Linked DNA regions of Mus musculus: region 2 is linked to region 1. A link is a contact called in ENCODE Hi-C or POLR2A ChIA-PET data. All regions are on one chromosome and are shown on one strand. Each heading gives the region's core, a stretch centred on a gene start or an enhancer-like site at or near the end of the contact. The rest is flanking DNA. Distances are from core to core; before and after follow the strand shown.

The links. Hi-C counts contacts between places; a loop is a spot of excess contacts on that map. ChIA-PET counts read pairs that join two places held with the same protein, here RNA polymerase II (POLR2A).
Region 2: a map of heart shows a loop between it and region 1 (3-fold over the local background). The contact joins the promoter of 1700120B22Rik here to the promoter of Vps26a in region 1. A Hi-C loop is called at or near these places in 1 of 37 maps with a recorded cell type or tissue (heart). POLR2A ChIA-PET finds 5 or more read pairs at or near these places in 1 of 5 experiments (embryonic stem cell).

What each region holds. Positions count from the first base shown.
Region 1 is chr10:62,484,875-62,489,857 of GRCm38, reverse strand. Vps26a (VPS26 retromer complex component A) reads left to right here and starts at 3,053. Exons shown (of 9, transcript NM_133672.3): 1 at 3,053-3,200. The coding sequence starts at 3,198.
Region 2 is chr10:63,242,180-63,247,162 of GRCm38, reverse strand. 1700120B22Rik (RIKEN cDNA 1700120B22 gene) reads left to right here and starts at 3,010. Exons shown (of 2, transcript NR_166111.1): 1 at 3,010-3,276; 2 at 3,899-4,932. Herc4 (hect domain and RLD 4) reads right to left here and starts at 3,366. Exons shown (of 25, transcript NM_026101.4): 1 at 3,000-3,366; 2 at 1,715-1,745; 3 at 1,038-1,341. The coding sequence starts at 1,263.

The DNA of each region.
Region 1 (4,983 bases), core at 1,804-4,303:
ATCTGTTTTCAGAAGAGAGGGGAGATGTCCTCTCCATGGGGCTTTACACCATGGGAGTGGATGTTGTTAGAAGGGAATGGTCCAGGAGAAACCAAGTCAGGAGCAGCTTGAGGCAGCCACACCACGCTATTCTGTTGGTCACACAAACCGACTTTGATAGAATTCAAGGATAGATTACACAGGAGTTTGAACACTAAAAGAGAAAGCTCGAGGCTGGTGAGATGGCTCAGTGGTTAAGAGCACTGACTGCTCTTCTGAAGGTCATGAGTTCAAATCTCAGCAATCACATGGAGGCTCACAACCATCCATAACGAGATCTGATGCCCTCTTATGGAGTGTTTGAAGACAGCTACTTATGTATAATAATAAGTAAATCTTTAAAAAAAGAGAGAGAGAAAGCTCACGGAGAGCTATGCCAAACAATACACACACACACACACACACACACACACACACACACACACACACAAACTCATCATCATCATCATGAGAACTGGAACATGAGCAAACATGGTGGCTCATGATATAATTTTTGCATTCAGGGACTGAGGCAGGAGAATCAAGAGTCTAACGTCAGCCTGAGATATGTACTAAGACCATTTCTGGGACAAAAAGAAAAACAAGGACAGGTGAGATGGCTCATCAGATAAATGTGTTTGCTGACAGGCCTGAGGACCTGGGCTCAATTCCCAGAAGTGACATGTACAAATTCTGCTCTCCATGCACACCATGTAATATACACCTCCCAGAATAAAGAAACATGAAAAGGAAAAAGGAAAACAACAAGAGACAGATGGAAGACAGGAAAGAAAGTGAAAATCCATTTAGGATGCTCAATCTAGGATTTCAAGAAATTCCAGGAAGACAGCCGAGGATGTGGCTTAGTGGTAGGCTGGTTGATTGGGATCCATGAGGCTCTGGTTCAGTCCTCAGCTCCACAAAGGAAAAAAGAAACCCAGGTTAAAAAAGGTGTGTGTGTGTGTGTGTGTGTGTATGTGTGAGCCTAGAGCAAATCATCAAAGAAATTTAGGAAGACTGCAGGGTACACAGTCAATACAGGAAAGTTACACACATCACAACGAAGAACTGAAAAATGAAAAACTTAGTTTTATTTACAATAGTGTTAAAAAATACAGGCACTTAGAGATAAATTTAATAAAAATGTATAACACTGGAAATTAGAAACACTGGTGAAGAACACTAAAAAAAGGTAAAAATTAGAAAAATGCACAGTGCTCATGAATGGAAGACCCAGTATTGTTTTTATTTTACCTCCTTGAGTCTTTCTTTGGGTGCATGGAGGTTTTGCAGACCTTCTGTACAAAACCTGCATATGTGATGCTCATGGAGACCAGAAGAGGGCATCAGATCCCCCTGGTAAGGAGCCACTATTTGGATGCTGGGAATCAAATCTCATGCTTCTGAAGGGGTAGCCAGCAAGTGCTCTTGACTTAGCTCAGCCATCTCTCTAGCCCCAATCGATAGATTTTTGACAAGCATACCACACCACAGCAGTTTACAGGGGAAAGTATTTTGAGCAAATGGTGCTAGAACCAACAAACACAGTTAACCTTTCAGATCTTAGACTATGCGCAATTGTTTCTCTCTTTTGTTTCCTTGTAACAAGGTCTCACACTGTAGCCCAGGTCATTCAGGGGACTAACTGTGTAATCTCCAGGGGTCTTTTAATTCATGGCGATTCTTCTACTTCTTCTGTCTCCGGAGAGCTGGGATTACAGCTATGAACCTCTATACCTGACTTATCCTTCTTTATAGAGTGGGTGATGCTCCTTCATCCAAGCCATCTGCATCACAGGGTTTTAATCAATAGTATTTTGAGATCTAAACTCCCTTCTCTGTCCCCATACTATTTTACCCGTCTGTAAATATGACAGGTAATCTCCAATATTGGGAAGGCTGAAGGAGGACAGATGTGTTTCTTGACAGCCTGGGCTACATAGCATATTCCAGAGGAGCCTGGGACACCTAGTGAGACCCTGTCTCAACAATAAATATACACACAAACATCCATTCGTTCCAAAGCTCCCTGGCATAGCAATCTTTAAGATTTGTTTTCAGATAATATCATTTTAGGCAGATTTCTCCTGCATGCATGAAGGAAGTGCAGTGTTCCATCTGCAGCAATGCATAAAACCACCAGTGACTCCTGCAATTACAGCATTGGGAAGGCACTTTGGAGGTGCTCACTCTCCACTTGAGGCTAGCCTAGTCTACATGAGTACATGAGAACCCCTGTCTTACAAACAAAAGACTCATTTCCAGTATTTGAATTCTGTCGCGATTGGAGACCGAAGCCTCATTTTAACCTTTAAATATTTTAGACTTACAACTTGACACTCTACTCCCCAAGTTGAGTTTCGTTATGATAGGGCTGATGACACCCCTCCGCCCATAAATCTGAATGAAAGGTTCAGTTCCTAAGCCTTCGTAGTATTTCATCTATCCTCAGGTTTTCTGGGCCTCCACTACAATGACTGACTGGATCAGAGTGTTGGAGAGCTGCGTTTTGCACGCTTGCGAAACTTTTAGGAAGGGCTGTTGCCGGGGAGGGGGGGTAAGGAGGGCGGAACCGATTTGAGAGTACTGCCTCTCCGGCTTGGAAGGCTGCGTCACGAGCTATCCGTGGACTGCAAAGGATGTGCTTTAAAGATTAGCTTTTCTCCCTAACCGTCTCTTCGGAGGCCAACAATTCTCGGGGCTGAGGCGGGAAACAGATCAGGCGCAAAGGTCGGAACTGCAGCAAGCCCGCAAAGACACGCCTCCCGCACAAACCCTCGAGTCCCCCAAGTTTCCCTAGGGAAAAGGAAATGGGCGTGCCGGAGGGAGGAGTTTGACAGCGCACGGCTCGTCACGTGACAACTAGCTCTAGGGTTGCTGGACTGAGAAGACAGATCTTTGACTCCTCCCACCAGACGTCACCCACCCAGACCACGCCCTCAACCGAAAGGCGGGGCGGAGGAGCCCCGCCTCGAAACGGCCTTCCTGAAGGGCGGGGCCTCTAGCAGGGCGGGGCCTCTAGCGGGGCGGGGTGGGGGGGGGAGGGAGAAGAGGAAAAGGAGTGGTCACGTGCGGCTGATGGCCTACGGTCACGTGACGGGCGGCGGGGCGCAGGCACCCAGGCTGGGAGTTCTTCTGAGGGAAAGCCGAGTGGAGTGGGCGACCCGGCGGCGGTGACAATGGTGAGTGCGCGGCGGCCTGCCTGCGAGGTCGTCTCCCGCGGGGCCGTGGGGCGCGCGGCGGGACTCCCAACGGCGGGCGCGGCGCCGAGCCTGCAGGGAAGGGGCGCGGAGCGGTGAGGCCTGACGGCTGCCCGCTCCCGGCCAGGCCTGAGCACCTGCGGCCGGCGGCACTGTCCCGGCCATGTCGGAGCCTCTGCCCGCCTTCCTCGACCGGCTGTGGGGACCCTGGCTGGGCACCCGCAGCCCGCCCAGCCGGAGCTCGGCAGCCTCGCCTTCCAAGGTAGCCGAGGACAGTCAGTGCCCTCTCTCCCAGTTCCGGACTCTGGCGAGACCTGCTCACCTTCCTCGTCCCGAGCTCGATAGAGTCCGCTTATTTTCTTTAAGCTGGTTGTGGAGACATTCTGCGATTTCTTGATTCGGGTGGAGGCTTTTGGCACTTGTAGAATAGGAGGGGAAGGGAGGGGAGACAAGAGGGTGTCGGAGCCGAGACCCCTCATTTATATCTCCAGACGCCGATTTAAGCACTTGGTTTCACTTCCTTCCCTAAGCGATTTCTATAACTTAGCACTTTGGGATGTTGCAGTGTCTTGGGAGCCCAGGCAGGGATGAAAATCAGAGCACTTAACCACACTTAATGGAAAGCACCGTTGGGCGCGCTAGTGTTTAACTACGCGCCCGCGGTCTATAGATTAGAGCTCCTTTGGCTCGTGTTATTTAGCATATACTCCATGAGAGCCCACTGTGCGCTCCCCTTATACTACCCGCTCTTCCCAAGCTCGCCACTTTTAATAAACTGCTTGAAACTTCTCGTCTCAAGCCAGCCAGCCAGGTCTATTTTTAAAACGTTGCTTTGATTAAATAACTTTGAGTCAGAAATTATTTGCTTTCTCTAGGGTTTGGGGGGTGGGGGAGAAGTTCATTCAGGGAGCGTTTTCTTAAACAGTATTTTGGGTGAGTCCAGGGACAGATAAACAAGGCAAACTGCTTGCTTCCTTGCAGCTTACAGACTCTGGAGAGTTAAGCATTTGTTTAGATAAATTAGTTTAAGGTGGAAATTACAACTGCTGTAAATAACTAAGAAGGAATTAGTAGGCTGTTAGGGAGTCCTCCTTTCACTGTTTATAATTTGAAAAGAAAGCTTAAATTGCTCTCTTCTTGGTTACTTAGTTGAATTAGTCCTTCTAGTTAAGTTTTTTTTTTTTTTTTTTTTTTTTTGGTTTTTCGAGACAGGGTTTCTCTGTATAGCCCTGGCTGTCCTGGAGCTCACTTTGTAGACCAGGCTGGCCTCGAACTCAGAAATACGCCTGCCTCTGCCTCCCGAGTGCTGGGATTAAAGGCGTGCGCCACCACGCCCGGCCCTTCTAGTTAAGTTTAAGAGCAATTTTTTTTTTTATTTTTAAGGTATTTGTCAAACGAAATTGTAAAGCTTTAAAGCCTTTGTATGGGCACACATGTATGTATGAGAATTTGCTGTTTCATTGTGTGTGGGCTCAAGTGAATACATTGTGGAAGCTTTGGTTCCTCTGAGCTCTGTTCAGTTTTTTTCTTACTGAAATTTTTTTCCTATATATTTTGATTATGTTTTTCCTTTCCTTCAAGTTCTGTTTCTTTACATCAAGCAGACTTAATAAATTTCCTTAAATGGTGCCCACAGAGTTTGTTACATTTTTATGTATCCACGTGTAGTTTTGCTAGATGGTAATGCTAAACAATGTATGTCTTGGCACCTTGTGCTTGTTGGAGGGCCTCAAGAAAGCCTCAGCACTCCTGGTACTGTAGTTAA
Region 2 (4,983 bases), core at 1,761-4,260, 760 kb before region 1:
TTAATTGCCTGAGTGTTTATACCTATGTTGATCTCTCAAAACAAGACCACCAAAAACAAACAAACAAAAAAAAAAAACCCAAAAAAAACCAAAAAGAAAACCAACCAACCAACTAAACACCTCCTACAATGGGATGACAGAGAACAAGGATTACCACAGGGAACGCCTAAGTGTGTTACTGTGACAAACAGCACGGCAGCTTTCTCCTCTGAATTTACTGCCTTCCTGTAGGAGCTTTGGGTTATCACAACTGAGAGCAAAATATCTAATAATTCCACCTCAAATGTGTTACTACCCAATTTTAAATACAACATCCAGAAAAACACCATGAAATCTGACCAAATGTTTCCAATGCTTATTACCTGATAAATTATTTTACATTGTGCTTAGATCTCTCTCCATAGTCAGACCTGGCATTCACAACCCTTTAAAAGCTAGCACTGAAAACGTGGAAGCAGCAACTAGGGGATTAAACAGTACTTCTAACTAAGCAACAAAACATTACATACCTAAAGTAAAATGGGGAATAAAATGGAAGAATTATAATTTACACAAGTAAATGAAAATAAAAAGCTTTTACCATCCCCCCATGAGTACAGAATCATCACAGAGAACAAATTAGGAATTCAAAATCTGTTCAAGGTAGCTGAACTTATTAAAGATTTTGATAACTTTATAGTCTATATAAAAGAAAACAAACACTGAAGTCTAGGGTTTTTTGTTACTGTTTTCAACCACTAGTAGTAGTAATAAATAAAAACAAACAAACAACCACACACACACACCCACCCACCCACACCCACCCACCCACCCACCCACACCCACACCCCCCCCCACACCACACACACACACACACACACACACACACACAATGTACTTCTTAAGCAGCACAGGAAGGTCAAGAGTATGTTTCACTTTTACTTTGCTTTTAAATCTTGAAAAAGCCTGTAAGTTTAGGATTTACAGAGGTCATACAAAACACCATTTCAAGAGTGAAATAAATGATCAATTATTAGAAATAGAGAAATGTCCCGTACCTGGTTTCTTTCTGGACTTTTCATGACCTAGCTGTCCTAGATCATTACATCCACATGTGTACACAGTCCCATCATCCAGGACAAACACAGTGTGCCTGAGTCCACAGCCTACATCTCGGACCTTTTTGTTCACGAAAAAGTCACTTCTCCTGGGCTCTAGTACAATTTCTTCATCAATTCCTCCCAAACCTAGTTGTCCATAGGATGCATTGCCCCAGCACAACATGCTTGGAATGACCTTGGTCTTCCAGTTTCAATACAAAAGTCCCTTCTGAAACACTGGAAACTGGGAGGTACCCTATGTCTGAGGAGAAAAACAAAAGTTAGTAAGACCTCAAAGCAAGCTGCTCTCTCATCGAGTGTTAAGCTAAAATGAGGACTGCACTTGTTTAATACTTATAATATGCTTGGGGTGACAGTCAGTTCTCTCAGTTTTAAAGGGCCATATACAAATGTTTAGGAAATGACATCACCTTCTACTATTCTTTGCAAAACTTAAAACAGTAACTGGCTTTAACTCTGCTATATAAGTACTCTAATGAAATTAGGTTTTCGTGTTTACATACATTTAATGAGAACAGTAAATAAGGCATGTGTCCAATGCCCAAACAAGCAAGTATCCAGCCAACTGCAGAAACATAATCTTCCAGTCCCCCACAGAACAATCTGATACCTACCTCCACATCAACAGAAAATGGAAGTTCTTATCTGTAACATAAATAAAAACAATAATGGAACTTTAGAAAAAAAATAACAATTTAAAGTAGACTATTCTCATTATTTGTACTAATAAGCTATGTACAAAATTAGAAATTATCAAGTCGTAATTTCAAACAATCGACTCCATTTTATAAGTCAAAATGCTAAGGTCGAGAACTCACTCTACTAATTTAATTTTAAAACCAAATCAATGTGATTATAATACATACCTCTAGGAAAATTACTTAAAGATGAAAAACAATCACAGGACTGCTGAGTTTTTTTTCCAAACAAGACCAGGTTGGAGGCAGGGTTAACTTTTGATAGGAAAATCTATATAACTTCTGCGCTTGAAAGACATACATTAAGGGGCTGAGAGATGTCTCTTTTAAAGGATCCTGATTCAATTCCCAGCACCCACATGGCTGCTCTCTGTGTGTAACTCCTCCCAGGGAATCAATCCTACGCCCTCTACTGGCTTCCTGCACTACGGGCACGCATGGTGCACAAACAAGTGAGGGAATCCTCCATTAACATTAAAAAAAAAAAAAAAACCCTTTACATTTCTTTAAAAAGCATGGTGCATTAAGAAGCATTAATAGAAGTCAGTCTTATCCTTGCTGTCCAAAATCACCTAAATTCCTTTCGCTGAATCTGAGGTTTCAAAACATAATTTTCTTGCATTTATGTTTATTTAGAAAGTGCCGAAGCTGTCTCACTCCACTCCTATCAGAAAAAGTTTGGGACACCAAAACTCGAAAGTTCCAGAGAGTTCTGCATTGTCTTTCCCTATCTCTCTCTCTGTGTTTTCAAGGCTAGCATCAGACAGGAACATAGCTCCGATTTCAATGCGCTTCGTTTGGGTACCCTTTTTTTTTTCCTCCAAAAAGTCAGAACCAGTATGGGAAAGACGTTCTCTCGCCAGCAACAGGTAGGAGAACGCAAGGCAGTTTGGTTTCCTCTTTCTCTGACCATGCACCTCACGATCAGCTCCCGCGGCCCGGGGCAGAGGAATGGTCTGCACACACCCAGCCTCACGGGCCGGCCAGCCAAACTCCCGCAGCTACCTATGGGCGAGCCGGGGAGAGGGTTCACCCCACCGGGCTCAGCCCCACGGCCTCGGCCCCAGGGAGACCCTTTCCCCGAGGGCGGTGCACCACTCCGGCCCCGGAAAACGTTGAGGACGCTGGCGCCCTTCCCCAAGGCCCCAGCGGAGCTCGCCTCCGTCACACTACCCCGAACCCACGGGGGGCAACGACTCACCGGGTCTCTCAGGGCAGGGAGAGCCCTAAGCGATGGAGGACGGACGCTCCCTGGACCTCTGGGCGGCTCTCCAGCTCCCAAGACCTTCCTCCTTCAGCCGGCCGCGGCGATTACCACGGCTCCTCCGACGTCCCCGACCGCAGCTCCGCTGCCTCTGCTGCCCGGCTCGCCCGTGAAACTTTCCCAGGCTCCTCCGAGAAACGCTGCCGCCAGCACTCTCCGGACCGAGAGACAAGCCGTCAGCGACCCGGATGGAGCGGGAGGGGAAGGGCTGGCGGTGAGCAGGGCGGAGACCACGAGGGGTGGAGAGAGCTGAGGGAGAGGCTGGCGACGAGGGAGAGCCAGGCGACAAGGGAGAGGGGCGGTGGTTTCGCGGGGGAGGGGGGAGGGGAGGGGCTGGCCGGAAGTGAGCCGGGGAGCATGCGCGACCCCGCCCACTTCCCCATTCGTGCGCCTGCGCGGGAGACCTCCCAGGGTTCGTCTGATCCAGGAGCCTGCGCAGTGTTGCGGTTCCCTGCTCTAAGACGCTAATGCAGCCGGCTAGGGCTAGAAGCTGTCAAATGTATTTTCTTTCTTCCTCTTCTTCTTCTTCTTCTTTTTTTTTTTTGTTCTTGTCCGTGTGTTTTTAACAATGCTTCGGCGTTGACAAGTGAAAATTTCATTTTGGTTTGTCTTTCTGCTTGGAGGGTTTTAGCCTTTTCATAATTTTATTCTACCTTTCCTAATTTTGGTTTTGAAGTAGCAGACGAAACCATCACAAATACGGTTAGAAAAGCCGATGATGACTCATTTTAAACCCTTAAACTCATCTGAACCTAATTTGAACATGTAAGATATATTGCTAGCAATGGAGCAATGGCTTAGTCTAATCTTACTGAATGTCAACATCTTTGCTTCAGGTTCCGGAACAGTGTTGGCTCACGTTTTCAGCTAACTTCTTGGAAGATACGAGGTTAAATTACCCAAACTCTTTCACTCAGAGAAAAACAGGGCTTACAGCTACAGTTCCTGCTTCATGAAAACGAAATCCAGATTTCACAGGCCAATTTTAACATCATCTTGATACTAAATCTGTGTGTGTTGTGGTCTCAAAAAAGGACCCAGTGAATGAATGGAGGACAATTTGTTGGAACAAGAAAAAGATTTGCTCGGTAAGCCGCCAAGACCAAGAGCATGGAGTAGCTTGCTGACATTTTAACCTTTTAAACAGAGGTTCCATGCTCTCTTTATCCTTAGGAGGAAACTCCGTAGCTATCAATCTCTGAGTGTGTGTCAATCGTGAAGAAGTGGGGAGGGGCGGGGGGTAGTCCCATGCTAAACAACTGTACTGCTAGCTTAGAGTGAAGGAAGCTCAAGACCTTTCCAGCAGAGGATAGGTGTAAATAAAATGACAGCCTCATTTTAAAAAAAAGAGACCTTGAAACGCAGTTTTGAAACTGTATAGTAGTTAGTTTTACACAGCGTTATGGCTTTACTGGGTGCTTTAGCCAGCTAAGCATGGCACTAAAGCTAAGTTTGGCTGTCTTCAAACTTGTGGACCCTCCCTTCAGAATGGTTAAGATTGCAGGTGTAGGCCATAGCACCTGGCTTATACCAACCATACTAGAGCCTGGTTGTTTGTTTGTTTGTTTTGGGTTTGTTTGTTTGTTTGTTTGTGGTTTTTCGAGACAGGGTTTTTCTGTATAGCTCTGGCTGTCCTGGAACTCATTTTGCAGACCAGGCTGGCCTCGAACTCAGAAATCCGCCTGCCTCTGCCTCCCAAGTGCTGGGATTAAAGGCGTGCGCCACCACACCGGGCTGAGCCTGGTATTTTTGAATGAATGTTAACAATCTGTGTAGTCAACCACAGTACACAGGTTGGTTGTTTTTATTTAAAAGTATGTTTCAGATTAGGAGATGGTTACTGATGTGTTTATTAAAAGATAAAGAAGTATTAATATATGTTCAATGGGGGTGAGGTGAGGTGTGGGGGAGGGGGTACCTC